2 separate regions of the Homo sapiens genome follow, and region 2 is linked to region 1. Evidence: read pairs that join two places in POLR2A ChIA-PET (ENCODE). Cell type or tissue: K562. All regions are shown on one strand.

Region 1 (5,000 bases):
AGTGACTGCTAATAGGTACAGGGTAATAAAGGTGTTCCAAGCCGGGCTTAGTGGCTCACACCTGTCATCCCAGCACTTTGGGAGGCTGAGGCTGGAGGATCGCTTGAGCCCAGGAGTTTGAGACCAGCCTGGGTAACATAGCAAGATCCTCTCTCTACAAAAAATAAATAAATAAATAAGAACAAATTAAAAAATTAGCTGGGCGTGGTGGCTTGCATATCCCAGCTACCTGAGAGGCTGAGGTGGGAGGATGGCTTGAGCTCAGGAGGTAGAGGCCACAGTGAGCTGTGATCGTGCCACTGCACTCCAGCCTGTGCAACAGAGTGAGACCCTGTCTCAAAATAAATAAATAAATAAATAAATATATTCTAAAATTGATTGTGGTGATGGCTGCACAACTGTGTGTATATACTAAAAACCACTGGATTGTATAGTTTAAATGGGTAAATTATACGGTATGTGAATTGTATCTCCTAAAGCTGTTATATATACTATGTATGTTATTGTGGTGTTATGATAGCTGTCAGTTTTCGGGCTGGCCGTGGTGGCTCACACCTGTAATCCTAGCACTTTGGGAGGCCAAGGTGGGAGGATCACTTGAGCCTAGGGGTTTGAGACCAGCCTGGGCAACATAGTGAGACCATGTCTCTCTATTAAAAAAATACATATATATGTGTGTGTGTGTGTGTGTGTGTGTGTGTTTTCATCCACAGCTCCTGGCTTATGACTCCCATAGCCCTCCTTACGGTCTTTCATTAGAATTTTGGGTGTGTTGGGCCTCAGGGGCAGGCCTCTGCCTTCTCCTGCCCTCCTTTCACTCTAAAGTTCCCCCACCTTTCTGACCGTGGGTCTTAAGACCCTCCAAGAGAGGGTCCCACCCTACGCCCAAGGGAAGCAATGCTGATGCATGAAGCGTCCATGAAAACCTGAGGACAGGGTTCAGGGAGCTTCTGGATGGCTGAACACGGGGAGGTTCCTGGAGGGTGGCACCCAGGGAGGGCATGGAAGCTCCCGTCCCTTCACCGTTCCTCACCCTGCTCATCTCTTCATCTGTGTCCTTTGCAATATTCTTTATAATAAACCAGTCAATGTGTTACCCTGAGTTCTGTGAGCTGCTCCAGTGAATTGATTGAACCCAAAGAAGGGGTCATGGGAACTTGAAGCTAATCTGTCAGAAGTTCGTGAGGCCTAGACTTGTGACTGGTGTGTGTGGCGGAAGACAGCCTTGGGGACTGAGCCCTCAACCTGTGGGACCGGATGCTATCTCTGACTAGATCGTGTTGGAACTGAATTAGAGGACACCCAGCTGGTACCGCTGCTTGTTGGGTGGGGGAAAAACCCACGCATTTGGTCACAGAAGTCTTCTGTGTTGATGATGGCTGTCGTCTGAGAGCAGAGGAAAAACACAGTTTGAGGAGTTTTTCCCTACACAGTTATATATATGTATTATTGGACCTCACATCCATTAGGATGGCTATTATCAAAAAAACAGAAGATAACAAGTGTTGGCAAGGATATGGAGAAACTGGAACCCTCATGCACTGTGGGTGGGAATGTGAAATGGTGCATACGCTATGGGAAACTGGTGGTTCCCGAAAAAACTAAAAACAATGCATCTATTTGACAGCCCCAGAGCAGTTACTGTCTGCTAAGGTTTCCACTACAGATGCAAAAACAGCGTCCCTGTGCTTTCTCTCTGACTGCTTTCTGCTTTCTGTGGCAGCCGAGATTGAATAGAGGAATCCAGGAAAAACTACGGAGAGAGAATTTTTGCAACTCAAGAATAACCTTGTAAGCAGTGAAGAGCCTGTGTTACTCCAAGCAAGAACCTACAATTTGAGTTTACACGAGAAGTGTTGGGAAATATCCCCTACCATCCTCAGCTGGTTGATTACGCTTACAAAAGCTTAAAGGTTAAAACTAATTAAAAGAAGCCAGAGACTCTGGGGAGAAAAAAAAACATCAAAAAACCTAAGAATAGAATTGCCATATGATCCAGCACTTCCACTTCTGGGGATATACCCAAAAGAACCGAAAGCCAGACTCCACGTTTGTGTTACATGTATTTGGGGGGGAAAAATAAAGGCACCCTCCTTCCTCCCCTAGTCTCTCTATGCACCAAAACAAGAAGCTGGTGAATCACCTCCTTCTCGCAAGTGACCTCAGTATTCACCAGATCACTAGCTCATTCTCTGGAATTCCTTGTGTTAGCCCTCCTCTCTGTCATTCTCTCAGCCCCTCGTCTGTTCCCTGACTTATGCAATGGTCTGGAATGCCCTGCCACCTCTCTTTGCAAACATGCAGTCATGTCTCAGTCATGTTTTGGCTCAGACTGTACCTCAGAATCCTTCTTAACACAAAGCCCTAGGCAACACTCAATCCAAGGAAAACTGTTTGGTCTCCCCAGGTTAGAGGAGAACTTGGCAATCTTTTTGTTTTTTTAGACTTGGCAATCTTGATTCATATTTGGGGCTTAGACTTAGTGCCAAGATGGGAGGGCTGTGATGGAGCCTATCCCTGGTTCAGCCAGGGTCTTGTGGTATCTGGCATTATGGCCATGGGGAGTCCCCAGCTCCTTATAGGGAGTCACCACACCCAGAAGTGCCAAGAGCTTGGCTGGGAGAGGAAGAACAAGAACAGTGGGTGGCCAGATGGGGCTAAGGGACCCTGCTGGGTGTGACTCCCCTGTAGGCTGGGAGCAGCTCACCCACCTGGTTCTGATGCTCGAGGTGGGCAGGGCAGCCTCACCCATGCATTCCCAGCCCAGCTTTCCACCCTAGCCCCTCCCGCCCCACTCCCTAGGCCACTGCTGCCCAGATGGCTCCAATTATAGGGCTTTGTTTTGTTTCCATTTTCCCAAAATAAGCCTCTTCGTACTGAGCTCATTCTGCTTGGTCAGTGCCGGATGTGGGCCAGCTTGATTTTATGACTGTCCCGGTGTCATTCTTGATGGGCTTTATGTTCCAGCTGGCTGGAGAGGACACAGCTTGGCGCTCCTGCTGTTTGGCGTGGGCGGTGCGGGGCCCGGCCGGGGGAGGCTCTGCTGTGCCCAGCTGCTGGCTCAGCCAGCAGGTGAAGACTGGGAGGGGGGCGGGTGGGACCTCCATGTCTCCATGGGCACCAGCACCCCCTTCACCCCCTTCCTAGGCAGCCCCTTCTCTCTGGGGCTCCATGGACTCCTGAGTAGGAGGGCACCCAGGTTTTGAGCAGTGACTTTGGGCATGACACTGAGGAAGTCCTTCTGCTCCCTGAGCCTGACTCCTCACTAGTAAATGAAGTGTTTGGGGATCTCAGCCATACAGTGTGAGTAAAGTACTTGGCAAAGCACGTGGCACATAGCAGGTGCTCACTAAATGCTGGCTAGTGTGAAACAGAGACTCATCCAGGGATCATGACTTCCAGGCACACTTGGGACAATGTGATCCACACTGTCAGGACTGCCTGCTGTCTCCACTCTCTCACTGGATTATAAACTCCTTGAAGGTACAAATCCTGCCTCGAGTCTACTCATTCATCGGGCAAGCATTTATTGGGCACCTCTTGTGTGCTAGGTGCCATGCTCAGCTATAAGGATTCATGGCACCTGCCCCAAGGGGAGGTTACAGGTAGGGAGAGAGAGGCAGGTCTTGTTTTTGTTTGTTTGTTTGTTTGTTTTGAGACAAAGTCTCACTCTGTTGCCTAGGCTGGAGTGCAGTGGCGTGATCTTGGCTCACTTCAACCTCCGTCCCCTGGATTCAAGCCATTCTCCTGCCTCAGCCTCCTGAGTAGCAGGGATTACAAGCGTGCACCACCAAGCCTGGCTAATTTTTGTATTTCTGTAGAGATGGGATTTCACCATGTAGGCCAGGCTAGTCTCAAACTCCTGACCTCAAGTGATTTGCCTGCCTCGGCCTCCCAAAGTGCTGGGATTAGAGGCGTGAGCCACCGTGCCCAGATGAGACAGGCAGGTCTTTATAGAACAGGACAAAGTAGCCCAGGGAGGCTGTGGGAGCATCAACAAGGCGCTCAAACCTATGGTTCCAAGGATGAGCAGCCATTAGCCAGGGAAGGTGAGGAGAAGGTGCATTCCACACCAGGCAGGATGTTGGCAAAGCTGTGGCCACCTTGTGGTGAAGCCTGTAGTTCAGGCTGGCAGGAGCATGGAGAGGGAGGAGGTGGTGAGAAGTAAGTTTGGGGCATGTGGTCCAGTAAGCGGGTGGGATGAGCAGGGGTGCATGGGAGCTAGACAGGCGAGGAGAGCAGAGGGAACAGAATTCTAGACAGAGAGAACAGCATATTGGGCGGCCTGGAGGTGAGGGAAGCCAAGTACTCCCAAGCAGTGTCACCACCAGCTAACAGTCAAGGATGACATCTTGGCTCGGCTTTCCTGATAGGAACACAGCTGTCTCAATCACCCAGAAGCCTCATTGGCCCCTGGAGCTTGTGAGGGTCTGGGCTAGGGCTGCAGATTTTAATTCTCGTCGCTGTTTAAAAGATCTTGGGGGCCGGGCGCAGTGGCTCACACCTGTAATCCCAGCACTTTGGGAGGCCGAGGCAGGGGGATCACCTGAGCTCAGGAGTTCGAGACCACCCTGGGCAACATGGTGAAACCTCGTTTCTACTAAAATACAAAAAATTAGCCGGGCATGGTGGCATGCACCTGTAATCCCAGCTACACGGGAGGCTGAGGCATGAGAATCGCTCGAACGTAGGAGGCAGAGGTTGCAGTGAGCCGAGATCATGCCACTTCACTCCAGCTTGGGCTAGAGTGAGACTCCAACTCAAGAAAAAAAAAAAAAAAGATCTTGGGGCCACTCCTTTCCCAACCTTTTTGTTGCCTTTGGAAGAAACTTTTTCATCACAAAGGAGGGATTAAGCTGCTTTCTTTTATTTATGTATTTATTTATTTTTTGAGATGGAGTCTTGCTCTGTCGCCCAGGCTGGAGTGCAGTGGTGCGATCTCGGTTCACTGCAGCCTCTGCCTCCCGGGTTCCAGTGGTTCTCCTGCCTCAGACTCCTGG
Region 2 (5,000 bases), 260 kb after region 1:
AAAAAAAAATTAAATTACCTAAATGTGTGGCACAAGCACGTAGTCCCAGCTAGTTGAGAGGCTGAGATGGGACAATCACTTGAGCCTAAGAGGTTAGAGCTGCAGTGAGCTGTAACTGTGCCACTGCACTCCAGCCTGAGCAACAGAGTGAGACCCTGTTTCAGGAAAAAACAAAACAAGAAACCTAAACAATGACAGCGTGTCCTAGGGGAAGAAATGTGAAGCCTCCTATACCGGCTCCACCACTGAGACATGGTCTCCAGCCAGTTTCAGTAGAAAGATGCCTGGCTAGTATGAGGTTGGTGCAAAAGGAATCACAGTTTTTACACTGTTGGAATTTGTCATTTGATATTCGAGTACATTCTTAAATAAATGTGGTTATGTTATACATTATTTTAATGGGCATTTCTCACTTTACATTTTTTTGCTAATGACTTATTCCTTGCTGTTTATGTTTACTTTAGACTGTGAAAATGATGTTAGACAAAAAGCAAATTCGAGCAATTTTCTTATTCAAGGTCAAAATGGATTGTAAAGCACTGGAGACAACTCGCAACATCAACAACGCATTTGGCCAAGGAGCTGCTAATGAAACGTACAGTGCAGTGGTGGTTCAAGAAGTTTTACAAAGGAGACGAGAGCCTTGAAGATGAGGAGTGCAATGACCGGCCATCAGAAGTTGACAACGACCAGTTGGGAGATCAATCACAGAAGCTGATCCTCTTACAACCATAAAAGAAGTTGCTGAAAAACTCAATGTTGACCATTCTATGATCATTTGGCATTTGAAGCAAATTGGGAAGTTAAGCGGGTCCCACATCAGCAAAAATTTTTAAAAAATCATGTTTAAGTGTCGTCTTCTCTTCCTCTACGCAACAACAAACCATTTCTTGATCAGATTGTGATGTGCGACAAAAAGTGGATTTTATACGACAAACAGCAATGACCAGCTCAGTGTTCGGACCGAAAGAGGTTCCAAAGCACTTCCCAAAGCCAAACTAGCACCAAAAAAAGGTCATGGTCACAGCTTGGTGGTCTGCTGCCTGTGTGATCCACTACAGCCTTCTGAATCCCGGCGAAACCATCACATCTGAGAAGTATGCTCAGCAAATCGATGAGATGCACCGAAAACTGCAATGCCTGCAGCCGGCACTGGTCAACAGGAAGGGCCCAATTCTTCTCCATGACAACACCCAACTGCACATCTCACAACCAACGCTTCCAAAGTTGAATAAATTGGGGCCGGATGCGGTGGCTCACACCTGTAATCCCAGCACTTTGGGAGGCCGAGGTGGATGGATCACTTGAGGTCATGAGTTCAAGACCAGCCTGGCCAACATGGCAAAACCCCGTCTCTACTAAAAATATGAAAATTATCTGGGCTTGGTGGCGCACGCCTGTAATCTCAGCTACTTGGGAGGCTGAGGCAGGAGAATTGCTTGAACCCAGGAGGCGGAGGTTACAGTGAGTCGAGACTGCGCCACTGCATTCCAGCCTGAGCAACAGAGTGAGACTCCGTCTCTGGTGGCTCATGCCTGTAATCCCAGCACTTTGGGAGGCCAAGGCGGGTGGATCACCGGAGTCAGGAGTTCCGAGAGCAGCCTGGCCAACACGGTGAAACCCCATCTCTACTGAAATACAAAAATTAGCCAGACGTGGTAGTACACGCCTGTAATCCCAGCTACTCGGGAGGCTGAGGCAGGAAAATGGCTTGAACCCAGGAGGTGGAGGTTGCAGTGAGCCAAGATCGCACCACTGCACTCCAACTTGGGTGACAGAGCGAGACTCTGTCTCAAAAAAGAAAAAAAAAAAAAATCTTAGCCACTCTGCAAAACACAATAGAGATAATATATGTCAAGCACCCAGTCCGATACCTGGGTCAGAGTAAGTGCTTGATATAAGTTAGCAAATCATCTAAGTACTATTAACAACATCTCTTCAAGGAAGGGATTATTATAAGCCCCATTTTATAGCTAAGAGAACTGAGGAGAAAAGAAGGGACAGCACCTGGGTGTGCCCTGGAGGGGCCATTGCTTCCTCACTTTCTCAAAATCTTCATCAACTTTCTCGTCTTTCAGGTAAAATTTTGGTTTTCTTTCTTTTTATTTGAGACACACATAAAAAAAATGCCTGGCCGGGCGCAGTGGCTCATGCCTGTAATCCCAGCACTTTGGGAGGCCGAGGCGGGTAAATCACAAGGTCAGGAGATCGAGACTAGCCTGGCTAACACAGTGAAACCCCATCTCTATAACAAAATACAAAAAAAATTAGCCGGGCGTGGTGGTGGGTGCCTGTAGTCCCAGCTACTCGGGAGGCTGAGGCAGAAGAATCACTTGAACCCAGGAGGCGGAGGTTGCAGTGAGCTGAGATCGCACCACTACACTCCAGCCTGGGTGACAGAGCAAGACTCTGTCTCAAAAAAAAAAAAAAAAAAAAGGCCTGGAGTACAGTGGTTCAACCTTAGTTCACTGCAACCTCTGCTTCCCAGGCCCAAGCGGTCCTCCCACCTCAGCCTCCCTAGTAGCTGGGACTACAAGCATGCGCTACCATGCCCCAGCTAATTTTTGTATTTTTTACAGGGACCAGGTTTCATCGTGTTGCTCAGGCTGGTCTTGAACTCCTAGGCTCAAACAATCCTCCCACCTTGGCCTCCCAAAGGGCTGGGATTACAGACATGAGCCACTGTGGCTGGCCAATTTCAGTTTTCAATAGGAAAACAGGACTTAATGCTTCCCCCATCTGGCTTTCTCCTCCAGGAGTCAGAGGAGCTCTTCCCGAGTGGGCTGATGCTGCTGATCTTAGAGCCTATCTTAAAGTACCTCATTCTCACCAAGTTCTGAGAATATGAACACAGCCGGCCTCAGGTTCTTCACTTATAAAGCAAACTTCTAAAAGGGTCCCAAACTGCCTTCTCACAGACGGCTGGAAGGGAATTCTGCAGAATGGAATGTTCTGGGTCCCCCTTTCCATCGGCTCCCTGCTCTGGAGCACAGCTGTGTAGTGAAGATGACAGGCAGTGCCCTAAGGGGACTCCAGCTCTGCCCAGGAGGAGGGCTTGAAGGATTCCAAATGCCCAAATTCCAAACCATGAGCTCAAGGCAAAAAGGAGCTTTGTTTCCATTTTCTTTTAAAACACCCTCAGACATACATTCTCCAAAACCTTCTTATAGCCAAGTTAAAGAGGATACAGATCAGGCATCCCTATTAGAACACAGTCAACCAAGGCTGATGCTGCAAAGGCCAGTGTCAGGCTGACGCTGTGTTACAAGTTTCTTTTAGATATCTGAAGATACTCAGCAAGGAGCAACAACAGAAACATCCCCTTCCCCTCAACTCACACTAGCCCTAACTTCTCTTTTTTGGCAAAATGCTATCGAGCTGCCTTAAACACAGTGAGCAGAATCCCAAAAGTGAAGAGAAAATGTCAGAGTAAAACAGAGCTCAGTGGCTTGGAATATAGCAACGCCGAAAAATAGCTGAAAAAGGCACCAATTTTGCTGTATTTAGACTCAAAATGTTGTAAAAGTTAAGAATTAAGTGACCCACTGAATTAGCCAATTTGAAATCTAAAGATTGCTGCAACAGTGTGTGGGAAATCTGAACAAATGAAATGGCAACCTTTCATTTGACAAAAAAAAAAAAAATTAAAACTTCCATACAAATGCAGGAAGCCCAAGAGGCAGAGCTCTCTCCAGGAAAACCGAATGAGAAAGCTCTCTGCTAACCACGTCTGTCAAATGTCAAGGAGAAAAGGGAAATGAGAAAACAAAGCCTCCCAAAGTCAACTGCCTTTCTAAATCAGTATAAATACCACAGCATTTGGATTTGTTGATCTTTTCATTTAAAAACCTGTTCTTCTCTATGAGAAAAGTGGTTGCCCCTTTTCTCACAGACATGCTTCCTTTGAAATAATACTAAGTGGCTTACATAAGGGGCCATCTACTATGCTATCAAGTCATTTTTTTTTAATAAATGAGAAGTGTAATCAACTTTTCTCTGTGTTTTGACAAAAATTCATCTATGATATTACAGAGTGCTGCTGCTGCACACGGAAGCCCTTGAAGGACAGGCCCTGAGCTGTGTCCTCGTCCTCCTCGGCCACCAACCTCGCAGCTAGAACTGCCATCTGCAGATGGAAAGTCACAGCCCTGATCTCTGGAGGCCAGGAAGAGCGGCAGACTGCCAGGATTCCACCAACCCCTACAAACCCAGGAAAAGGAGCTTCAGGGCTGGTGGCAACGTCATTTGCTCAAGAAAACAGAGTTCTGGTTTTTCCAAGATGGAAAACAGAGGGGAATTGGTCAAAAGGGTCTCCTAACTCATACATTATTACAGCCTTATGAATGAACAGGAACACCATGTGAGGGGGCACGTCTTGCTGAACTCAAAGGAAATACGTCCTACCAGGCAATTATTCTGATCATTATAGTTGATTCTTTCCAGAGACCACGAACATGCAGATAGTGATGAGTGAGCAACACATATGCAGAAAGCACTGAGGGGACAGAGTACACAGAGACTGTTCTGTCAATGCTACTACTGAAGCAGGTCGACAAGCAAAGCCTCACCTTCTGCACAAGGAGGAACTACAGGGAACCACCCTACTCTGTGAATGTCACCCCCATTTCTAGTCGCCAGACTCACAGTCATGGAATCATTTTTACCTCTCTCCCCTCTGACCAATCCCACATCCAAGATGCCTACTGGTGTCCTCTGCCTTTCTTCAGGCTCTTCTCATGTCCTACTTAAGGGTACTCCTTTCCACTCCCAACCTAAATTCAGATTACAGAATAATTTTCTTAAATCATAGCTCTGATATTTTAACAAATTCCTTCAACAACTATTTATTGAAGATCTACCATGTGCCAAGTACTGTTCTAGGCGCTCAGGACACTTTTGTGGAGCTTTCATGGTGCTAATATCTTACTGGGTATGTATAATGCCCAATGTCCACCAAATATCTCCAAAATCTTTGGCTTGGTACTCAAGGTCATCTTTGA

The links. Peaks named below come from ENCODE experiments on the same cell type or tissue, not always from the same donor. Only the 100,000 strongest peaks of a DNase experiment are listed, where the experiment ranks them.
Region 2: POLR2A ChIA-PET joins it to region 1 with 5 read pairs; 3 of 35 experiments call an interaction of 5 or more read pairs at or near these places.

What each region holds. Positions count from the first base shown.
Region 1 is chr9:131,017,917-131,022,916 of GRCh38, reverse strand. The region is part of intron 1 of LAMC3 (laminin subunit gamma 3); the gene reads right to left. It also overlaps the pseudogene LOC124900284. Among named protein-coding and RNA genes, the nearest start is that of LAMC3, 11 kb to the right of the region's middle. RefSeq lists a silencer at 3,684-3,871. In K562, no CTCF peak of the experiment used is centred here; DNase peaks (open chromatin) are centred at 2,189, 2,651, 3,039 and 4,196; H3K27me3 peaks cover 4,533 bases.
Region 2 is chr9:130,754,973-130,759,972 of GRCh38, reverse strand. It overlaps a transcript of ABL1 not described here. Among named protein-coding and RNA genes, the nearest start is that of EXOSC2, 64 kb to the right of the region's middle. RefSeq lists a silencer at 1-132. In K562, no CTCF peak of the experiment used is centred here; no DNase peak of the experiment used is centred here.